Regions from separate parts of the Homo sapiens genome. Here region 2 is linked to region 1. A link is an interaction called in ENCODE POLR2A ChIA-PET data of the cell type or tissue named here. Cell type or tissue: MCF 10A. All regions are shown on one strand. Each heading gives the region's core, and the rest is flanking DNA. Links, peaks and the distances in the headings are about the cores only. Region 1 has its middle 51 kb from the start of KICS2. Region 2 overlaps SRGAP1 (SLIT-ROBO Rho GTPase activating protein 1).

Region 1 (5,381 bases), core at 280-5,279:
GCTGCTATAGAATTTTTACAGGATATTTGTGACAGTAATTCTCACATTCTGTAATGAAGGAAAATCCCTTGGGGATTTAGAAGGAACCTCTAAGAGCCTTTCCTATAATCTGTAACCCCTCATTATTATAGATACACTACTTTACATGAAATCCTGCGGGAGGCTCAGTAGACCTTGCTGGGTCGAACACCCCCTGTATCCGAACTCAGGCTCTGTGACCTGAGGGTTCCAATCCTGCATAAGGAGGAGGCTGGGCTTTTGTCTGAGATCCTCCCCCTTTTTACTGCCTATTGCCTCCCTCCGGTGCCTGTGGATTGGCCTGCTGGAGCTATAACAAATTACCACAGGCCAGGTGACTTAGACAGCCGAAATGTATCTTATCTCAGTTCTGGAGCCTTGGAGTTCCAGATGGGAGTGTCAGCAGATCTGGTTTCTCCTGAGGCCTCTCTCCTGGGCTTGTAGATGGTGACCTTTACCCTGAGTCCTCATGTGCCCTTTCCTCTGTGTGCACATATCCCTGGTGTCTCTTATGTTTGTCCAAATTTCCTCTTCTTAAAAGAACACCAGTCAGATTGGATTAGGGCCCACCTTAACAGCATCATTTTAACCTAATCGCCTCTTCAAAGGCCCTGTCTCCAAATACAGTCACATCCTGAGTGCTGGGAGTTAGGGTTTCAACATATATTTTAAGGGGACACACTTCAGCCCATAGCAGACTGCAACACCATATTATTTTCATTGTTGATTGTTTCCAGCAACTCCCTGGCTGGGATCTGAAAGAAATGGTGACAAGCTTCATGAAATCAGACAGAAATACTTCACCATTCTCTGCAGTGTTGGGGCACAGGAGTAGGTAAGGGGTCAGGGGGTGGTAAGGAAGCAATCTCTTGATGTTCCTGGGAGCATAGCTGGGTTTCCTTGGCCTAGTGAGATGGACAACATCAGAAGGGGTTTGTGAGAAGTAAGGTGTTATTAAACGAGGCAAGAAGAGCAGATGGGGTGGGGGTGGGGGGCAGAAATGCCCTTTTTTTTAAAGGCCTCTTCTTGGACTAAGATTTGAGTTCCCTTAAGGATTACAAACTGAAGATTAAGATGCAAGACTGGAATAATTTTCAAATTTACACAAAAGTCTAGATTTGTAGGTTCTCTTAGATGATGTGACAACAGAGCCCATATTCCAGAGCAGAAATAATTTCTTGCTAACCTCCTTGGGCTTTATTAAAATAGCTTCTTTGCTTTCAAAGAAGATATGGCAGATGAGCTTCAGCCAAAGGAAGTGAAGCCAGTGATCACTCTATGAGCCATGCTGGAAGGCCCCAGCAGGAAGTGAAGAGGTGGCCATAAGGTGAGAACTGCTCATCTTGCTTGGGGCAGACTCAGTGTGTTCAGGGCTCCCAACCAACCTATAAGAAATAATCCATCAGAAAGGTGTCCAGCAATGTCCCCTGCAGGGAAGAAAGGGCATGAAGGTACTACCACCAACTGGCTTGCTGTTATAGTTAGGCAATCTTTTTCTTTCCTCCCTCCCTCCTTTCCTCTCTCCCTCCTCCCTTCTTCCTTCAGTCCTCCTTTTTTCCTTTCTCCCTTCATTCTTTCCCTCCTCCCTTCGTCCCATTTTTTCCTTCCTCCCTCCTCCCTCCTCTTTTCCTTCCTCCCTCCCTCCCTCCCTCCCTCCCTCCCTCCCTTCCTTCCTTCCTTCCTTCCTCCCTCCCTCCCTCCCTGCCTGCCTGTCTGCCTGCCTAGAGGTAGTGTTGGGGGTGGTAGATACTGGCTGCTGGGTCTGAGTCCAGGGACAGTGACAGAGGCAGTGATGTCTTCTAATCATTTCTGTGGCATAACCCTGAGTGAGTTCCTAGCTAGGAGACCCTCAAGCCTAATTTTCTGGTCTTCCTGCAGGTTCTCTGAACTACTAAAATAGCTTTAAATAAATTCAGCTTTTGCATAAATTATCCAGAGTCAGTTTATTTTGCTTGCCAAAATGAATGCTGATACTCTTTGTCCTCTGCCCAGACTTACTGGTCACAGACAAGAACCTTGAGATGGCCACAGGTCCCAAATTGTTATCCAAATTTCCAGAGAGACCCAGAGCCTGTCTTAGGGAGCCCCAGATGAGTCAGTCCCCAGATACATTCCATGACTCCTCATGGTAATAGTGTCACTTCCTTGAATGAGGAGCTTGAATGAGGAGGTAGGTGACCAACTCTTTCCAGCAGCAAATTATGCCCATTTTTTTTTTGTTCTTTGCAAATGAAACATGCTCAACAAGTTCAAACTAACTTCAATGGAATTTCTAGCTGTCCGTGTCCAAAGTCCCATCAATAGTTGTTCTCTTTTTCTTTAAGTATGAAAGTGTTTACTGGAAAGAAAAAAGAATTTCTCATATTCTGTGCTTTTCTCTTGCACAGAAAAATACAGCACCAACCTTAGATTTAATTAGAGTTAAATTATGACCCAAGCAGGAATAGGGGTCATTCTGAAAATCACAGACTTGGCAGAGACTTTCAGAAATTATTAATGCTGTTCCCCTATCTCTGGATTTAAAAAATTGGATTATGCAAGAAACCTGAGTGTTGGGATTGGGGGTGGGGAATGGAGTTCGAGAGAACCCTGGAAGTGGAGTAGGGAGTGGAGATAGCCAAGAAGCATCCTTTTCTTAGGTTGATTGGGTGTCCATCAGCTCTCCATCCCCAGTGAAGTTCCATCTCTCTCCTCCATACATTAAAATAATGCCTTAGTTTTTCTTTTATTGAAAAATTAGTAAATTTATTATCAATACTAAAAAGCAAACAAAACGGAAAGGAAAAATAGTCACCTGTAATTTCACTACTAGAAGATAATTACTGTTAATAATTTGGTGTCTGTATTAATCTAAACTGTTGCTAGTGACAACTCAAACTACCTTGAGTTAAAGAAAACGGAAATGCATTAGCATATAAAACTGCTAAGTCCAGGGTTATATATAGTTTTAGGCTTATCTGCATTTAAGGGTTCAGTGTCATGGGGGGTTTGCGTGAAGAAGTGAGATGATGTGTTCCCCTTTTTAAAGATTATTGACTTATTTTTGTCTTTAACTGTCTTTCCTGCTCATCAGAGCAGAAGGAATTCTTTCTTAAGTGTAGTATAAACATCCACCCTAAAAGCCTCTTCCCAGCAAAGAGCTGAGAAAGCTGTAGATGCTCATGGGGCTAAAACAAGCAGACTTTTGTGAGGTGCTAAGAGCTAAGTCACAATATAGATCCATAGCATGTACATTTAAAAAAAGAAGAGGAAAGGAAAAGGATGCCCATGTAAACCGTAAACAGTGGAAGTCTAGAACCGTTATGAAGCCTGTCTTGCTTCCAGCTGCATGCAGAAATGTAACATTGATATTTTTATCATTTATTCTCTGGATACCAGATTCCTTAACTCAGAAAGAAGGATACCAAATTCCTTAACTCTTTAACTCAGGGACTTTCTAGTTCATGGGAGTGCTTATCCTGACTCATAATTCTTCATAATTCTTCCTTTTGTTTCTTCCTTTTGTTTCCTATATCCATGCATACATAATTCTTCCTTTTGTTTCCTATATCCATGATATAATGACAAAGGGACAAGTAGAAAATTTACATGTATTAACAAGTTAATATATCTTGCATAGTTTAAAATAACATTACATTTTAAGTCAACTCTCTCTATTGCTTTTTCTAGAATAGCTGTAAATGAGAAAATGATCTCATTTGTTCCACCAGTTGGGCAAACTGACAAATAATTACCACCAAAGATATGCTAAGGAGAAAAGTACTTCCTTCACCTACTAGGCACAATTATGTGATATGTTGCCTGTAGCATCTGTTTTACTGAAATGCTTATTTACTCCTTCTGTGTAATTGTTTGAGCCTCTCAGTCATGTGCCAACATGTTCCTCTGATTCTTTGTGTTAGCGTTGGCAATTTTAGATTCGCTGCTTCGGAGGAAGCTGCTGCTGTGTTTACCCTGCAGGCAGGGATGTTGTCCAGTACTGTGCTTTGGACACAGCTCTCAAAAAGGCCAGCAACTACTCAACTGTTGGTGCTTCTTTGCCATATTCAGCATATCAGTACAGGACCAAGGAGACAACTACTGCATCCCCTGAAGCACTTCGAAGCAAGAAGGAACCTCAAGGCCCATAATATGGGAGGAATGAGAGCCTAAGAGGGAATAGATGGACTTTTGGAAATTTTACTGTGACTAGCAGTTAGAGGTTGGAGCGCAGGCAGTGTAACTCTAGAGTGTAATAAGGATGGTGCGGCCGGGCACAGTGGCTCATGCCTGTAATGCCAGCACTTTGGGAGGCTGAGGTGGGTGGATCACCTGAGGTCAGGAGTTTGAGACTAGCCTGGCCAGTATGGCGAAACCTCGTCTCTACTAAAAATACAAACATTAGCCAGGCGTGGTGGTGCGCACCTGTAATCCCAGCTACTCGGGAGGCTGAGGCAGGAGAATCGCTTGAACCCAGGGGCAGAGGCTGCAGTGAGCTGAGATCGCACCACTGCTATCTCCTGTCTTCACTGTGACCAATATATTTCCAGGTCTAGAACTTCCTGGTAATTATTTTACAGAATTTTTTCTGCTCATCTTGCATTGCCAAGACTCAGTTATCTTCATTCTAAGAATATTTCTCAATTCTAGTAGACTTTTAAAACCATGATCTGCATATGACCTAATATGAATTCTTCTTATTTTTATTTTCAGACGGGGTCTTACTCTATTGCTCAGTCTGGAGTGCAGTGGCACAGTCTCGGCTCACTGTGACCTCTGCCTCCCAGGCTCAAGTCAAACGATCCTCCCACTGAAGTAGCTCCTCCTGAGTAGCTGGGACCACAGGTGTGCACTGCCATGCCCAGCTAATTTTTTATATTTTTGGTAGAGATGGGGTTTTGCCATGTTGCCCAGGCTGGTCTGGAACTCTTGACTTCAAGTGATCTCCCCGCCTTGGCCTCCCAAAGTGTCGGGATTACAGGCATGAGCCACCATGCCTGGCCATGGATTCTTATTTTGAAATTTCCTCTATTCAATGTAAGTTATCCCCAGTTTCCATAAGTTATTTTGAGGGGTACATAAGCAGATATATTGGAACCCCTTCTTCCCTATTTACATCATTGGAGGCATTTGGTTCTCTGGCAATGAGGCTTACTATTTTTTCTTCATCAATACACTCCCATTCTAAACAAGATATATTGTAACTTTTCTTTTTCCAAGTGGAGATTTATGAGCTGTTATGGATGACCATTTTATTTATTTGTTTTGTTTTGGTTGAGTATTTTCTTTATTCAGTGAATATTATTATGTATCTTGTTTCACACCATGCTAAACAAATTTTCCTCATTTCTTTTTTTTTTTTGGAGACGAAGTTTGGCTCTTGT
Region 2 (5,381 bases), core at 326-5,325, 310 kb after region 1:
CTACATGACAAAAAAACGTGTTAAGCTCTTTGAAGGTATGATCTCATTTAATCATTAATCCTCATAATAATCTTATAAGATAGATTCATCTTATAAGATTGATTCATCATATCAATTTTTCAGATTAAAAAATTGAGGTTCCAGAGTAGCCATAATTTGAATTGGCTTTATCCAAGGTCTCAACCTCTATACTGTGTTGACTCTTTAAATGAAGTTCAATCACTGAAACTGATGCAGATAAAAGTACAGAGGTGGCTATTGGTAAATGCCACCACTATTCCATTTGAAAGACAATCTTGTTTCTAAATCAAAAAGAAAAACAAGTAATATCAATAACTCCTAAAGAGATAACACAGCTCTTTATATGTTTATATGGCATGGTGCAGACCAGCACTACTCAGATGAAGGTCAGCAAACTGTTCATTTCAGATCCACAATGAGATAAGAGGCTTAGGCCAGAATCTAAAGCTTCACATCACTAACCACTGTTTAGTTTCGTAGCAAGATTTTCTGAATAAAGAAAGCAGTGCCAAGGCCAGGAGTGGTGGCTCACACTTGTAATCCCAGAACTTTGGAAGGCCAAGGTAAGAGGATCACTTAAGTCCAGGAGTTCGAGACCACCGTGGGCAACACGGCGAAATAAAAAAATTAGCTGGGAATAGTGATGAACGCCTGTAGTCCCAGCTACTCAGAAGGCTGAGGTGGGAGGATCAGTTGAGTCCAGGAGATTGAGGCTGCAGTGAGCCATGAGCGTGCCACTGCACTCTAGCCTGGGTGACAGAGTGAGAGCCTGTCTCAAAAAAAAAAAAAAGAAATGTTATGATTTACCTTATCTCCTCCCTTATCTCCCCAGAGACTGGTAACAAATGCATTGCTGACCAGCACTGGTCTATGAACTATGCTTGAGTAGCACTGGTATAGATGACACATTGTTGAGCAAAAAAAAAAAGAAAAAAAAAAGTCTATATTAACTATTCTACAAACGATCCCATTTGTTCAATAAGTAAATAAATAGATTAACTATTATAAATATAAATAAATACAAATTTTGCCATTGGAAGGATGTATTCAACTGGTACAAGTGTAATCATGGTTTTTGCATTGTTGAAATTTGCTGTCTGATATTGGAATACACATTCTTACATAAATGTGGTTATGTTATACATCATTTTAATGCATATTTCTCACTTTATGTTTTCTTGCTAATGACTTATTACTTGCTTTTTATTTTATATTTATTTTAGACAATGGAAATGATGTTAGACAAAAAGCAGATTCGAGTGATATTCAAGTTAAAAATGGGTCATAAAGCAGTGGAGACAACTCACAATATCAACAACACATTTGGCCCAGGGACTGCTTATGAACATACAGTGCAGTGGTGGTTTCAAGAAGTTTTGCAAAGGAGATGAGAGCCTTGAAGATAAGAAGCATAGTGGCTGGCCACTGGAAGTTGACAATGACCAGTTGAGAGCAATCATCGAAGCTGATCCTCTTACAACTACACAAAAAGTTGTCGAAGAACAACATCGACGATTCTATGGTCATTCAGCATTTGAAGCATATTGGAAAGCTAAAAAGCCTTGATAAGTGGGTGCCTCATGAGCTGAGCAAAAATAAAAAAAACGTCATTTTGAAGTGTTGTCTTCTCTTACTCTGCAAAATAACAACAAACTATTTCTCCATCGGATGTTGACATGCAACGAAAAGTGGATTTTATACCACAACCGACAACGATGAGCTGAGTGGTTGGACTGAGAGAAGCTCCAAAGCACTTCCCAAAACCAAACTTGCACCAAAAAAAGGTCATGGTCATTGTGTGGTGATCTGCTGCTTGTCTGATCCACTACAGCTTTCTGAATCCCAGCAAACCCATTACATCTGAGAAGTATGCTCAGCAAATGGATGAGATGCACCGAAAACTGCAACACCTGCAGCCGGCACTGGTCAATAGGAAAGGCCCAATTCTTCTCCATGACAATAGCCAAATGAACTTCACTCGACCAACGCTTCAAAAGTTGAAGGAATTGGGTTACAAAGTTTTGCTTCATCCACCATATTCACCTGACCTCTCGCCAACAGACTGCCACTTCTTCAAGTATCTCAATGACTTTTTGCAGGGAAAACACTTCCACAACCAGCAGGATGCAGAAAATGCTTTTCAAGAATTTGTTGAATCACAAAGCACAGATTTTTTTTTTGGCAGCGGCGGGTGGGGACTGAATCTCGCTCTATCGCCCAGGCTGGAGTACAGTGGCAGGATCTCGGCTCACCGCAACCTCCACCTCCTGGGTTCAAGCGATTCTCCTGCCTCAGTCTCCCAAGTAACTAAGATTATAGGCACCCACCACCATGCCCAGCTAATTTTTGTATTTTTAGTAGAGACGGGGTTTCGCCATGTTGGCTGGGCTGGTCTCGAACTCCTGACCTCACGTGATCTGCCCTGTGATCTGCCCGCCTCAGCCTCCCAAAGTGCTAGGATTACAGGAGTGAGCCACCGTGCCCTGCCTACGGATTTTTACTCAGAAAAACTTATTTTTCATTGGCAAAAATGTGTTGGTTATAATGCTTCCTATTTTGATTAATAAAAATGTGTTTCAGCCTAGTAATAATGATTTAAAATTCATGGTGCAAAAGTAATTGCACTTTTGCACCAATGTAATACTCTGAACCATTAAGAGTAGTTATCTTTGGAAAGGGGAGAACTTCCATTTTCTGCCTTATCAATCTCTATTTTAGCCAACAAGTTTATTTTTTTATATAACCATATAGTTATATGAGTGGAATTTTTTTTTCACAGATGTTTTATTTTCCCAGGCTAACAATTTTTCCTAATTCACTAAAGTTCATCCTTTATTTGGATTTCCTTTGTTTTTACCTAATGTTCTTTTCCTGTCGCAGGATCCTATCTATACAGCATATTATGTTTAGTCCCCATGTACTCCTTAGGCTCCTCTTGGCTACTAAGTCTTTTGCAACCTAACATTTATTATTATTGCTTTCAGGGCCAGAGTTCATAAAAGTGGTAATACTTTCACATATTTTGAGCATTCTATGTGACAGACAGTTCAACACTCTACTTGTCTCAGCAATGCTCTGAAATGGGTACTATCATTATCACTATTTTAATGGCAAGGAAAGTAAGGCAGAATGAGATTAAGTAATTTGCCCATAGTTAAACTGCCAGAAAGTAGCTGAGCTGGGAGATTTAGACCCTAGCAGTTTGACTCCTGAGGCCATGCTATAAACTACTAGGTTACATGAGATGTATACTAATCTACATGAGTGTGCTTATTTCAGAGTGTTATATGGTATCTGAAAATGGGACGTGGTATTATGAGACTGTGAAATACCCAAAAGATGAATAACCACAATGATAATAAAAGTAATTTTTATTCTGTTTCACAGTGCACAAGGCTTTCTGTACATTATTTCACAACGTAATTCCAAGATTGCTGGAGGAAATCTTGGAATTAAATGCTAAACAGAAAAGAACCTGAAGTACAGTTCCCGTCTTCAAAGAAGATGCTTATTCATAGATTAGGTATGTGGAGAATACTATTAAATTAAGTTTAACCTAAAGCTGCCTCCTCATATATTTTAAGTTTAGCCTAAAGGTTTCTCTGGACATAGTAAACTGAAACCTTAGTGGAAATATAAACAGACTAAAACCTCCTCTTGTGCCAGTGACCAAATTTTGGCCAATTAAAGGTGGCTGGGGGTTCAAACCGTATTCAAATAAGGCAAATGCTGAGCTGTAACCAATCCACCTGTTTCTGTACCTCGCTTCCATTTTCTATACATCACTTTCCCTTTTCTGTCCATAAATCTTCCACCATGTGGCTGCACTGGAGTCTCTCTGAGCTTATTACTCTGGCTTGGGAGGCAGCCCAATTCACAAATTGTTCTTTGCTCAATTAAACTCTGTTAAATTTAATTTGTTTAAAGTTTTTATTTTAACAATACAGATAGATGTGTATAATTAAAACTTAGCTCTAGAACAATAGTCTGGAAATCTTTCAAATATAGATTTTTGGTGACACATTTGAGAGTTCCCATAAACACTGTCAATACAAGTGCAACAGAAGTTCAATTAAAAATGGAGCAACTGTGGCTGGGCGCGGTGGCTCACGCCTATAATCCCAGCACTTTGAGAGGCCAAGGCAGGCAGATCACTTAAGGCCAGGAGTTCGAGACCAGCCTGGCCAACATGGTGAAACCCCATCTCTACTAAAGACACAAAATTAGGCAGGCATGGCAGCACATGCCTGTCATCCGAGCTACTTGGGAGGCTGAGGTATGAAAATTGCTTGAACCCAGGAGGCAGAGGTTGCAGTGAACCCAGATCATGCCACTGCACTCCAGCCTGGGCGATAAGGTAAGACACTGTCTCAAAAAAAAAAAAAAGAAAAAAAAAGAGCAACCTTTTGAAAAGAGCAACCATTTGAAAAGGCATTCATTCCTTTTTTGTAATACTGTACTCAGAAAACTCTTCTCTAAGAGACACAAAAACTAACAAATTTTCTTTTCTAAATCTCAAAACCTACCAGCTTTCTGTGCCGCATCATTATCAAGCAATGTCTCCACTGTCTGTCATGAAGTAAATAAAAGTGAAAACTTGTCACAGCCAAAGAAATGGTGAGCAAATTAATCAAGCCCTGGGGTCAGCCAAAGAAAACATTCCTCGCCTTTTCTAGTGCAAGTTTCTAAAAAGGTGCTCTTTTTCCCTACCTCTCCTCTAAGAACAGGGAATGGGCAGAACTCAGTCCTGCAGCAATGATCAAATCTCTCATTCACTGAGTTCTGGAATCTCCCCTGGTGCTTGAGGATTATAATTCAACTAAATGGTACTTGAACTGTGGTAATCAATATGAGCAGAAGGATAAAGCCATCACTTTCAAAGAAAACTTTGTGAACGGCATTGAGAAGACATCAAAAGAAATACACAGCGCCATTACATATGTAAAACAAGATGAGCAAACGGATGTCTTCCTGCTCCTTCTCCTTGGTAAATACTGTTCCAAAGCTGAATTCCACTGGTGAAAACATGCTAATTTCACAGCCAGACTAAAATCTGGATATCTTCAGAAGTGAAAAAGGTCTGACTTAAGATAAGCAGACACCTTTGTTCTATCTTAGTTGCTGGAGGTCTGTGAGAAGGAGCTGTTTGCATAAGCCGCACCTTCAGAATAATAAAAGTCAAGGGCAAAAGTCCATGTCTTCCACAGACCAACTGAGAAGGGAGTCAGAAATGACAGTCCAGTAACTGTGACATCTAATGCTTTAAGAACTGCTGGAATGTTTGTAAATGCTCGTCTTGTGCCAAGTTGGCTGTGACACCAAAAAGCCTGCAGGGTGGCACCTCCCCCGCAGGGCCTAGT

The links. Peaks named below come from ENCODE experiments on the same cell type or tissue, not always from the same donor. Only the 100,000 strongest peaks of a DNase experiment are listed, where the experiment ranks them.
Region 2: POLR2A ChIA-PET joins it to region 1 with 6 read pairs; 6 of 35 experiments call an interaction of 5 or more read pairs at or near these places.

What each region holds. Positions count from the first base shown.
Region 1 is chr12:64,168,717-64,174,097 of GRCh38, reverse strand. No RefSeq gene overlaps it. Among named protein-coding and RNA genes, the nearest start is that of KICS2, 51 kb to the left of the region's middle. In MCF 10A, for the core only: no CTCF peak of the experiment used is centred there; DNase peaks (open chromatin) are centred at 2,157 and 3,927.
Region 2 is chr12:63,862,303-63,867,683 of GRCh38, reverse strand. The region is part of intron 1 of SRGAP1 (SLIT-ROBO Rho GTPase activating protein 1); the gene reads right to left. Among named protein-coding and RNA genes, the nearest start is that of SRGAP1, 20 kb to the right of the region's middle. In MCF 10A, for the core only: no CTCF peak of the experiment used is centred there; a DNase peak (open chromatin) is centred at 5,293.